Regions from separate parts of the Homo sapiens genome. Here region 1 is linked to region 2. A link is a contact called in ENCODE Hi-C data. All regions are on one chromosome and are shown on one strand. The core of a region is the stretch at or near the end of the contact, and the rest is flanking DNA. Distances in the headings are between cores, read along the strand shown.

Region 1 (5,680 bases), core at 3,090-5,589, 560 kb before region 2:
CGCAACCTGCAAATAACAAGAGGGCATTATCTGAGGATGGTACCCCTCTTCAATAAAATCCAAGAAACATTTATCATTGTTCTATGTCATTGATATGGAATGCATTTGATGTCTCAATTTTCAAAGCCCAACAACAAATGTTTATCCAATTCAAAACTCGCACTGGGGAGGGGAGGCAAGGGAGCATGTTAGCACCCTCTTCCAAGTCTATAAAGAAAAACGGGCCAGGCACGAAGGCTCACGCTTGTAATCCCAGCACTTTGGGAGGCCAAGGTGGGTAAATCATTTGAGGTTAGGAGTTCAAGACCAGCCTGGCCAACATGGTGAAACCCTGTCTCTACTAAAAATACAAAAATATAAAAAATAACTAAAAATACAAAAAAGAAAAATGTGGTGGCAGGTGCCTGTAATCCCAGCCACTTGGGAGGCTGAGGCAGGAAAATCGCTTGAACCCGGGAGGCGGAGGCTGCAGTGAGCCGAGATCACGACGCTGCACTCAAGCCTGGGTGACAGAGCAAGACTCTGTCTCAAAACACAAAACAAAACAAAACAAAACAAAACAAAACAAAACAAAAACGAACAAACACAAAAAAGAAACATTAATAGTGCGGTAAAAATTGGCCTAAGACAGATTATGGGCTAACTCATATAAACACAGTAAGATATTGTTAACATGATTTGAGACATTCTATTAAAGTTCAACTAAATGATCAACCAAAATTTGGAGTAGAACCCTGTGATTATAATAAAGAAAAAAAGTAAATATTTAGAAAGGCAACCTTTCTCTTCTTTCAGCAGGACCCTCTCCAAAAAGTGTGATGGGTTCCCCCAAGGCTCTAAGGCAAGCTTTGACCTCTGAGTCATCTGTGGAAACATTGATCTGCCGGGCTCGCTTCCTTCTCTCAAACTCAGCCAATACTTCTGCCTGTCGCTCGCTGATATGCTCTTCAATTTCAAACACTTCTCCTATTAAAAAGAAAACAGGCAACATCAGCAGATCTTCTTCAAATAGAGAGAAATAATTTCTAGTAATTGCAGTCTGTGTATGCCCTGAGGGAAAAGTAACTGTCTATTACACATTTTATAGTTTACTGTTTTTCAGTTTATTAAATTATGCCAAACACATAAACCTAAATGACACAGCTTCAAAAGGCAAGAAAATGGTTCAAGCCACCTCTTGTTTCATTTATTAACTTTGTGCCTATATAAACACACACTTTGGCTGAGACCAGCAAGTAAGAGTACAGAACATCTTTTGCAAATGAGTTAACTAGGCTGTCTATCCAGAAGATGTAACAGAAACATTATTGTAACAACAGCCAAAGCTATTTATTCTCGAAAGGAGACCCAGTATAGGGATACTTAACAAATCATTAACTACTAAACTGCAAATAATTACCAGGAAAATGAGAGTTCCACAACTATAAGGATTTCTGGATAATCTAGCAATAGTTTTGAAACCCACACCAAAATACAAGTGTGATAAAAAATGAGAGGTACAGTGGTGACGTTATGTTTAAAAACAGTATTAAAAGTTTAAAAAGTCACTAGGCTACAGTGCATGTGTTTAGAAAATGTGTGGGAGGATCAATAAGAAACCTGACAGATGTCCCTACTGCAGAGGAGTCTTCATTTTATGCCCTTTGGCATTGTCTGAATTTCTTAGGACAAATATGCATAATTTTATTTTTAAAATATAGTAGACCTCTCATTACTGACATGGAAAGATATCCTCAATGGTATATAAATGAAAAATGGGGGTTATACAACAATTTACGTATTGTGTTTTCATTTATGGAAAAAATTACATACTTTTTAGCTGTATTAAAATTCTCAGAAAGATATACAATCAATTAATTTTAAAAATACAGGATTTTCTACTTCACACATTTATACATTGATCTTTTAAAAGAAAATAACTTTTTTTTTTGAGACAGGGTCTCGCTCTGTTGTTCAGGCTGGAGTGCAGTGGCACAGTCATGACTCACTGCAGCCTTGAACCCCCACCTCAGAACCCCAATTAGCTGGGAATACAGGCACGTGTCACCATGCCCAGCTAATTTTCTACTTTTTGTAGAGATGGGGTATCACTATTTGCCCAGGCTGGTCTTGGATTCCTGGGCTCAAGCCAGACTCCCGCTTCTCAGCCTCCCAAAGTGCTGGGATTACAGGTGTGAGCCACCAGGCTTGGCCACTATTACTTTTATAATAAAAAAAGATAGCTCAGTCAGGTGCAGTGGCTCACGCCTGTAATCCCAGCACTTTGGGAGGCCGAGGTGGGCGGATCATTTGAGGTCAGGAGTTGGAGACCAGCCTGGGCAACATGGTGAAACCCAGTCTCTACTAAAAATACAAAAATTAGCTGGGTGTGGTGGCGGGCACCTGTAATCTCAGCTAATCGGGAGGCTGAGGCAGGAGAATCCCTTGAACACAAAAGGCAGAGGTTGCAGTGAGCCAAGGTTACGCCACTGCATTCCAGCCTGGGCAAGAGAGTGAGACCCTGTCACACACACACACACACACAAAAAGATTTCACTTTGGGTAAAAAATAATTACAAAACTTCAAAAGGGAGAATATCATGAACCACTCTAGCTGCAAACCAATGCCAGAACTATGTTAGATCTCCAGAAGACAAATGGAATCAATCTGAATCCAAATGTACACTGAATTTTTGATAAGACTGCTCACTCATAGAAGAAAAACTATATAACAGATTGTAAGAAAAAGGCTCTCTGCATGATAATAAGGGGGTAGGCAAAATACAGCCTTATAGCTGCAAGTTTAAGAATTGAAATTCTGCCGGGCACAGTGGCTCACACCTGTAATCCCAGCACTTTAGGAGGACGAGGCGGGCGGATCACAAGGTCAGGAGTTTGAGACCAGCCAGACCAACATGGTGAAACCCCATATCTACTAAATATACAAAAATTAGCCGGGCGTGGTGGTGTGCGCCTGTAATCCCAGCTACTCGGGAGGCTGAAGCAGGAGAACTGCTTGAACCCGGGAGGCGGAGGTTGCAGTGAGCCAAGATCGCACCACTGCACTCCAGCCTGGCGACAGAGCGAGACTCTGTTTAAAAAAAAAAAAATTGTAATTTTTTGACATTATAAAACTGTGGTATTTAAGTTTAGAAAGGTATTCATTACACAAAGAGGTAAAGATGGGCTCACAATTTGCATCTTACCAGAGGTTATATTAATATTTCCAGCTTCGATCCCTGCTTTAAGTCCGTCTTTCCCCAAAATCCCAGACTCTCCTTTGGCCAGACGCTCCCTCTCCTTCTCTTCCAAACTTCCATAATAGATGTGTGGTTTCTTCACGACCGGAGCAACTAAGTCGTCGGGTGCTTTAGTTTTGGTTGCCTGCTAAATCAAAGATCTGCATTAAACTAAGGTTTAATCTTGGCAATTTACCGGACTTCACCAGAGGATGAAGCTCACCCTGAGTTTCACAGTCCTGTTTCCTCTGTAATTGAAAGGACAAATTGGACACTACTTAAGACGCTCTTCATTGATTTGAGGAGGTGAAGGTAGGGTGAGGGTGTTTCAGTCCCTCACTTTGGTTGATGGGATTAATAAAACTAGTGAGGTTCTCTCGGGTATTTTCCTATGAAAGGTTTGCTCTGAAATCTGTTTACTTCATTCCGTTGGAAGTGTTCAATCTCGTGTTTTATGCTTCCCGGATTACTGCTTATCACTGGGGAAATACTAAGGATAGATGAAATAACCAACGCGGTGCTAAAGGATAACAAGTTACAACATTACAAGTGTATACATTTCAAACGTTCCTAGACGTGAGGTAGTAGGAGTTAGTAGGTCTCATTAAAATTCTGAGATCTGCCAAAGGCATAAACCTTGGCCAAGACACTTCCCTATTTCAGAGCACCGTTACTGGATGAGTCGGAAGAGATGCTTGCCCTTTGGGGCTGTAGTGGGAGAGGTGCAAATAAGCTACAGTCCACGAAAGCGCTTAGGGATCAGGAAAACGGTGGTCCGCTGTGTAGGACACCGCTGAGTCCCGCAGCCTTCCTCCTCAGCCCTCCACCGCCTTCTCCCGCTCCTTAACGGCCCCTTCCCGCAGAGATCCCCTTCCCCCTTAGCGCTCCCTGCCAGAGTGAGCTGGGATCCCGGGCTCTGTACCGTGGAAGAGGCTCGCGAGGAAGCCATGCTGGGCTCTGGAGCCGCGAGGCCCCAGCGAAACCCGAACACTCCCTTTCAGACCGTCCACCGCGCGCCCAGCAGAGGGGAAGTGCGTCACTGACAGGAAGTGCGTCACTGACAAGACGTGGGCCAAGAGGGGTCACCGCCCCCGGAGCGGCGCGGAGCATGATGGAAGTCGTAGTAGGAAATGGCGTCGTGGCATTGAGGGGCATCCCTCCTAGAACCTCCAGGAAAAGCTCGCGGAAGACGAGGTTCTGCGGAGAGAGAGGCTCCAAGCAGTCTGGGAAGTGTAGTCCAGTTGGCTTAGCAGTAGTTTCGTTGGGGGGGAGCCGAGGTTCCGGGAAGGGGCTAGGCCGGCTTGAAAAGAGGTAGGTGAGTCGACTCGCGCGGCTCGGGGCTGAACTCTGGAGCGAGTCAAGGGCTTCCGGGGTCCGCTGTGCCCCCCGGGCGTACGGGGGCGTTTACGTCTTCTTGGAGCCGAGGACCATGTTACCATAGAAACCCTTGCCTGGGCTCCGAGGTACAGGCCTGGAGCTAGGGGACGAGGACTGTTCTCCTCCATGGTCCGGAAGTCTTCCCAGGCTCCCCCTCTGAGCTTGATGGCTCGGCGGTGGATTTGGGCTGCGGCGGGAGATTAAGCTAGAAGAGCCCGCTAGTGCCAAAGTCAAATAAAGACCCGGCGGAGGAGCTTCGGCCTGATTTTGTTGATTTGTCTTCAGCCTGGTCTTTGTATCAGATTGAGAGTAAGATGATGGATAGGAAGGTGTCAGGTAACTCTGTACGTCTCTCTGCCCTGCTGGATGCTGGGGCATTAGAGACGAACAGGATAAGGTTTTTATCCCCACATGGGCGGTGGGAGATCCTCAAAATATTGACGTTTCCCTAGCTGGCCAGATCCTCATGCAACCCCCTAGAACAATTACAGCAATAATAGATGTTATTTATTGAACATTTATTAAATGCCAAATAATATTCCAAGAGCTTACTCTGTATTACGTTATTGACTTCCTACAACAGCAGAGTAGGATACAGATGAGGGAACTAAGGTCTAGTGAGAAATGAAACGAATTGTTCAGGATCGGTGGTGTAGTGGGATTAAAACCTGTGCCCTTTAACCTCTACAGCCAGCACTTTTAACTGTTAATCTATACTGCTCCCTAGTGGCCAGTTTTTTGCAGTTTGCAGAAAAGGTAAAATGTATAGATTTTTTTTTCCCCCTTTTAGGTATCCCTATCCCTCTCTTTCCCTCTTTGGAACTTTGGCTTTCTCTACCATTTGTCTGCATTGGAATCTGGTAGAAGATAATGCCTGATTTAGTACAAAGGAATTTGAAATGTAATGTGCCAGTGTTTTGTGTTGATAATATCACCTGTAGTATCCTAAGCTTCATGGGAGAAGGAACTATTTCTTCCTTTGTATACTTCACAGTCCTTAGTTTCATCCTAGATACGTGTAATAATTTGTATCTGTACATACTTTCAAGGAGTTTTCACTTCCATCATTTTCACTTAATGCTTAT
Region 2 (6,261 bases), core at 202-2,701:
TTCTAAGGTTCTATCAGCCATATAGATCTCAGTCATCTTTTTAGTCATACTAGAACTCACCAAGTCCTCTTAACTGAAAGGACTCCTGGCCTACCATCAAAATGCTCATGTGTTAGGCTTTATATCTGGATTAAAGTCAAGTCAGCAAGAACTGGTCTCAGAGGAATTCATTCCTCCAGAGCAGAGGCAATGTGTGAGATTTAAGAACTCAGGCCTTAGCATCTGGCAGATCTTTAAATTTGAATCTTAGCTCGCTACTTGACATAGAGCAAGAAACATGAGTCTCAAATATAAATCAGGGAACAGCAGGACCAGAGCTGATGCACAGGAAGCACCTCGCATTGTAGAAGGCACTCAATAGCTGCTTGGTATAGAGTAAATACATGCTTGGTTTTCAGTAAATAAATACTTGATATTGAAACGATTATTTCAGTCATTGATCCATGCACAAGAAAATTGTGCATCATAAACATTTTACTCTTGAGCAAACATCAATTATTAAAAACATATGTTCAAATTCATTATCCATTCTATTTAATTAAATGCTTGAGGCGCTTGGGGAGCTTACATTTGTGATTTAAGTCTGTGCGTTTTTCAAATGTATCTTTCGGAAGAGATTAAGACACTGCAATTTTAAGCAGGGCAGGTGGCTCACGCCTGTAATCCCAGCACTTTGGGAGGCTGAGGTGGGCAGATCCCTTGAGGCCAGGAGTTCAAGACCAGCCTGGGCAACAAAGCGAGACACTGTCACCATAAAAAATATTTTTTTAAATTAAAAAGAGTGCAATTTGAACACATGTCAATATACGATTACCTTTTAATTCAAATGTGTAGCTATCTACTGTGCTGGAATCAGGTGGGCAGCAGGTGATCCCACTAGTGGCAACTTGGTGTTCTGCGATGTGGCACATCCACTTCTTAAATGCAGATTATTGCACTGTAATAAAAATCCTCCATATTCAGTGCTTTCATTGTGTATAATTATGTAAACTGTAGACAAAAAATATTCCTGAATTTGTGTGTGTGTGTGTGTGTGTGTGTGTGTGTGTGCGGATGCGCAATCCGAGATGGTTGTTAAAGCTCGAAAGCGAGTTTAGCTTCTAGAGTCGCCCCTCCTCCGAGGCCCAGCCGAGGTGGACTCGCACCGTCGCAAGACCGGCCAGGCGGTGGCAATGAATAAAAAGCCAGTCTTGGTGCTAGGGACCCAGGTGTTCTCCGTCCCGCCCCTGCCTGGCAGCCCCGCCCCTCCCCCGCCCCGGGCCACGCCCCACCCTGGCCCAGCCCCCAAAAGTACCGTTTGCATCTCCCGTGAGCCTCTTCGACTGTCACTCTTTGGAAAAAAAAGTGACGTCTGCACTGAGGTGGCCGCTAAAGTGCGAATCACGACGGGCGGTGGCCGTTGGGTCCCGGCGGGAGGCGGGGTTTCCGCTCCCTGGGGCGCACGTCAGTCAGGAGGCGGAAGCGCAGCGGGGGCGGGAAGGTTGTAGTGCCGCGAGTTGAGCTCCTCTTGCCTAAGTGGTCGCGCCCCCTTTAAGAGCAGCGATTGTAAGGAGAGGCGGTCCCGGTGTCCTCGGGTCCCAGGTAAGTACGACAGTCTGGAGGCACCGGGCAATAGAAAAGTGTGGCTCCGGTGCTAACCTGTCGCCGCCGTCTTTGTTGCTACAGGCAGCGACCTCCCTTCCGACCTTGCCACCTAACATTTCTGGCTCCTACTTGCTTCCTTCGTCTCGTTCACAGCCCGGGCCCAGCCGGCTCTGCACATCCGTAGGCAGGGACCTTTCTGGCACGCCAGTCTACCCTGTCACAAGATGGCCCTGTTGTCCTCCAGTCCTAACCCCGCATTGCTCGCTCTGTGTTTCAGCCGCTGGAGACACCTAACGATTCATTTACTAAAAACCGGTGTCTGTTTTCTATCCCTTGTGTCTTTCCCGGGCTCCCTAGACTAAGGCATCACTCTTTGCTGCCAATGAAATCAATTCTTTGCCTCCGGCACTGTGCCCACCTTTTAAAGAGCGGGTTTGTTAAGCTTTTTTTTTTTTTAATTAATAGTATGGTTGCTTGAATAAGACTTTATTTTCCCTTCTGAAAGCAGGATTAGGGTCTTGCTCATCTTGGATCTCCCCAGGATTTAGTACGAAAGCACGAAGTTTGGAAACCAGCAGCCCAAATAATTCCTACTAGCTCTATGACCCTGGGTACGGTTTCCTCATCTATAAAATGGTGATAAATAAATAAAGGAACTAATTTCGAGCATGTTACACAGTGTATGGTGCAGAGCAGATACAGTACTCCTTTACCTTTTTTAGCTTTCAGTGTACACAGTAGTTTTTGGGTATGTGTTTTAGACGAATGCAGAGACACCATAGATGAATGATTTTTCTTCCTAGCACCATGATTATATTGACTCTATCAATTGGTTGATATATTTGGTAAATACAACCTAATGACGTTTATTAAAGACAGTAATGCTAAATGGTATGAACATCTGCAAGAATAAACAATGCCGTATTTAATTAAATGCTTGAGGCACTAGCAGAGTTTACATTTGTTTCAGTCTGTGTACATTTCAAATGTATCTTTCTTTCTTTTCTTTTTTTTTTTTTTTGAGACCGAGTCTCGCTGTCTCGCTCTGTGGCCCAAACTGGAGTGCAGTGGCGCGATCTCGGCTCACTGCAACCTCCGCCACCCGGGTTCAAGTGATTCTCCCGTCTCGCCCTCCCGAGTAGCTGGGACTGCAGGCGCTTGCCACCACACCCGGCTGATTTTTTTTTTTAATTTTATTTTTAGTAGAGACTGGGTTTCACCATGTTAGCCAGGATGGTCTCGATCTGCTGACCTCGTGATCCGCCCGCCTCGGCCTCCCAAAGTGCTGGGATTACAGGCGTGAGCCACCGCGCCCGGCACAAATGTATCTTTCTGAAGAGATTAAGAAACAGCAAACATTTCATTGTAAGGAGGCTAGCTGTTCCTTTTAGTTTGTGATTAAAATATGGTGCATTGTATATGTGTGTACACATATTTTATAGGTGATTGTGAAGTGCTGACCAATTGCCACTGGACATACTTGAAACAAAATAGGAAAATGGCAGCAAACTCTTCAGGACAAGGTAATGACAGCAGGAATTTCTTTACTATGAACATTTCCCCAATATAGTAAATGTATTTGAATAAGAGAAAATTTAGCATAGGGCAGTTACTGTAGCCAGAATTTAAAAAATGAATAGCAGGCCGGGAGCGGTGGCTCACGCCTGTAATCCCAGTACTTTGGGAGGCCAAGTCGGGTGGACTGCTTGAGGTCAGGAACCCCGTCTCTACTAAAATACAAAAATTAGCTGGGCATGGTGGCGGGCACCTGTAATCCCAGCTACTAGGGAGGCTGAGGCAGGAGAATTTCTTGAACCCAGGAGGCGGAGGTTGCAGTGAGCCGAGATTGCACCACTGCACTGCAGCCTGGGCGACAGAGTGAGACTCCGTCTCAAAAAAAAGAAAAAGAAAAAAAGAAGAACATCAAAGTAAAACTCTAAATTTGAAATACACTTGTGCTGAATAATGATGTTTAGGTCAATGACAGACTGCTTATAGGATGGTGGTCCCATAAGATGGTAATGGAGCTGAAAAATTTCAATCGCCTAAGTGACATCTTGATAATCCTGACCCTGTGTAAGCCTAGGCTAATGTGTTTGTTTGTGTCTTCATTTTTAACAAGAAGTTTAAAAAGTAAAAAAAATTAAAAATTTTAAAAATAGAAAACTTTTAGAATAAAGATATAAATAAAATACTTTTTTTTTTTTTTTGAGATGGAATTTCGCTCTTGTTGCCCAGGCTGGAGTGCAATGGCATGATCTTGGCTCACTGCAACCTCTGCCTCCCAGGTTCAAGCAATCCTCCTGCCTCAACCTCCCGAGTAGCTGGGATTACAGGCACACGCCATCACGCTCAGCTAATTTTGTATTTTTAGTAGAGACTGGGTTTTTCCATGTTGGTCAGGCTGGTCTCAAACTCCTGACCTCAGGTGATCCGCCCGCCTTGGCCTCCCAAAGTGCTGGGATTACAGGCATGAGCCACTGTGCCTGGCCCAGTGTTTTGTGTTTTAAGCTAAGTGTTATTACAAAAGTCAAAAAGTTAAAAAAATTTAAAAGTTTATAAAGTAAAGTTACAGTAAGCTAAGGTTAATGTATTATTGAAGAAAGAAAAATTGAATAAATTTAGTGCAGCCTAAGTGTACAGTGTTTATAAGTATACAGTACTATATAGTAATGTCCTAGACTTTCACATTCACTCACAACTCACTCACTGACTCACCCAGAGCAGCTTCAGTCCTGAAAGCTCCATGCATCCATGCATGGTAAATGCCCTATACAGGTATACCATTTTTTGTCTTTTAAACCGTGTGTGTGTGTGTGTGTGTGTGTGTGTGTGTGTGTGTGTGTGTGTATGTATGTATGTATGTGTGTATTTTAAGATCTCAATTGGCTTTATTTGTGATTCTAGAATCAGGCAACACTTCATTTCATAAAATAGAATAAGTGTTCCCTAAACCATATTTTTACTGTACCTTTTCTATGTTGAGATACACAAATATTTAGCATTGTATTACAGTTGCCTACACTATTCAGTACAGTAACATGCTGTACACGTTTGTAGCCTTGGAGCAACAGACTGTACCGTACAGCCTAGGTTGTGTAGTAGGCTATACCATCTGTGTTTGTGTAAGTACACTCTGATGTTTGCATAACACAAAATCACCTAACAATGAATTTCTCAGAATGTATCCCTGTTGTTAAGCAACATATGATGGTAGATCTGACATTGGATCAGATATACAACATCCTTTATATTATTAATCTTATATTTTAATCTATTTTAAGATTATTTACATTGAAATTGTATTCACATTATTCACCTTATGGCCTCTTCTGACATCTATGTTCGCTTGCTCTTTTACTTGAAATCAGAACCACTTTTAAAGAAGTTTTATTGTCATCACACATTATCTGTGCCTTTATCTTCATTGCTGTAAAAACTTTTGTACACATTTCACCTGTGTTAAGATAGCTCCAAAACAAATCAAGTCAGACACATTTGCTGCTATCAAGGAGTTTTTATTTTAAAATTTGTATAAAAGTAAAATTTACTCTCTATAAAGTATTGAATCTCACTTGGCAAGTAGTTAACCACTTAACTACTTGAAGGACGCCTCTATTTCCGTTCTGTATCAAGTCTGAATTCCTGTTTGACTCTATGTATGTTTGACCCATCTTCATATTTTTAAATTACTCATCTCTGTTCTGATTTTTTTAATCTTGGTTTTGTCTTAAACTTATGGACTCTTAAAGTGTATACTCATTTGGTCCAGCTTCTTTCATTGACCATACTGTCTGTGAGATTCATCCATATTGTGCATGGATCAGTAGTTCATTCCTTGTTATTGTGGGGTAGTATTCCATGGTATGACTTTATCACATTTTGTTTATTCATTCTTCTGTTTGTAAACTTTGGGGTTGTCTCAGTTTTGGCTGTTGTGAATAAAGCTGCTATGAGCATTTATAAGTCTCTTTTGCAGGTACTTTTTTTTTTTTTTTTGAGATGGAGTTTTGCTCTTGTTGCCCAAGCTGGAGTGCAATAGCGTGATCTCAGCTCACTGCAACCTCCACCTCCTGGGTTCAAGCGATTCTCCTGCCTCAGCCTCCTGAGTAGCTGGGATTACAGGCGCGTGCCACTGCGCCTGGCTAATTTTTTTGTAGAAACGGGGTTTCACCATGTTAGCCAGTCTGGTCTCGAACTCCTGACCTCAGGTGATCCGCCTGCCTCGGCCTCCCAAAGTGCTGGAATTACAGGCATGAGCCACTGTGCCCGGCCTCAGATACCTTTTTTTTAAGAGACAGGGTCTTGTTCTGTTGCTCAGGCTGGGCTCTGAGGTGGATGAAGCTCACTGCAGCCTCAAACTCCTGGGCTCAAGTGATCCTCCCACCTCTACCTTCCAAAGTGGTGGGACTGCATGCATGCATCACCATGCCTGGCTAATGTTTTTATTTTTTGTAGAGAGAGGGTCTTGCTTTGTTGGCTGGGCTGGTCTTGAACTCCTGGCCTCAAGAAATCCTCCCACCTCGGCCTCCCAAAATGTTGGGATTACAGGCATGAGCCACCATGCTGGGCCACTTGTACCATTTTATTATTTTAGTATATGCGCTTCTGAAGAGAGCTCTCTTTGTACTGTTTTATATTCTCTCCAGCAATATGTGAATATTCTGGTTGATTCAC

The links. A loop is a pair of places that touch in the nucleus more often than their neighbours do. Pooled maps may share reads with other maps.
Region 1: a loop to region 2 is called in a map of naive thymus-derived CD4-positive, alpha-beta T cell, with 34 times the contacts of the local background. The contact joins the promoter of CDC26 here to the promoter of INIP in region 2. A Hi-C loop is called at or near these places in 2 of 168 maps with a recorded cell type or tissue (CD4-positive, alpha-beta memory T cell and naive thymus-derived CD4-positive, alpha-beta T cell) and 12 of 50 pooled maps.

The regions. Positions count from the first base shown.
Region 1 is chr9:113,274,231-113,279,910 of GRCh38, reverse strand. CDC26 (cell division cycle 26) reads left to right here and starts at 4,339. Exons shown (of 4, transcript NM_139286.4): 1 at 4,339-4,529. It overlaps PRPF4 (pre-mRNA splicing tri-snRNP complex factor PRPF4), which reads right to left and starts at 4,253. Exons shown (of 14, transcript NM_001244926.2): 1 at 4,141-4,253; 2 at 3,186-3,363; 3 at 780-966. The coding sequence starts at 4,167. RefSeq lists enhancers at 4,266-4,605, 4,373-5,228.
Region 2 is chr9:112,713,307-112,719,567 of GRCh38, reverse strand. It overlaps INIP (INTS3 and NABP interacting protein), which reads left to right and starts at 1,451. Exons shown (of 5, transcript NM_021218.3): 1 at 1,451-1,581; 2 at 3,027-3,107. The coding sequence starts at 3,083. RefSeq lists a silencer at 1,240-1,399 and an enhancer at 1,770-1,869.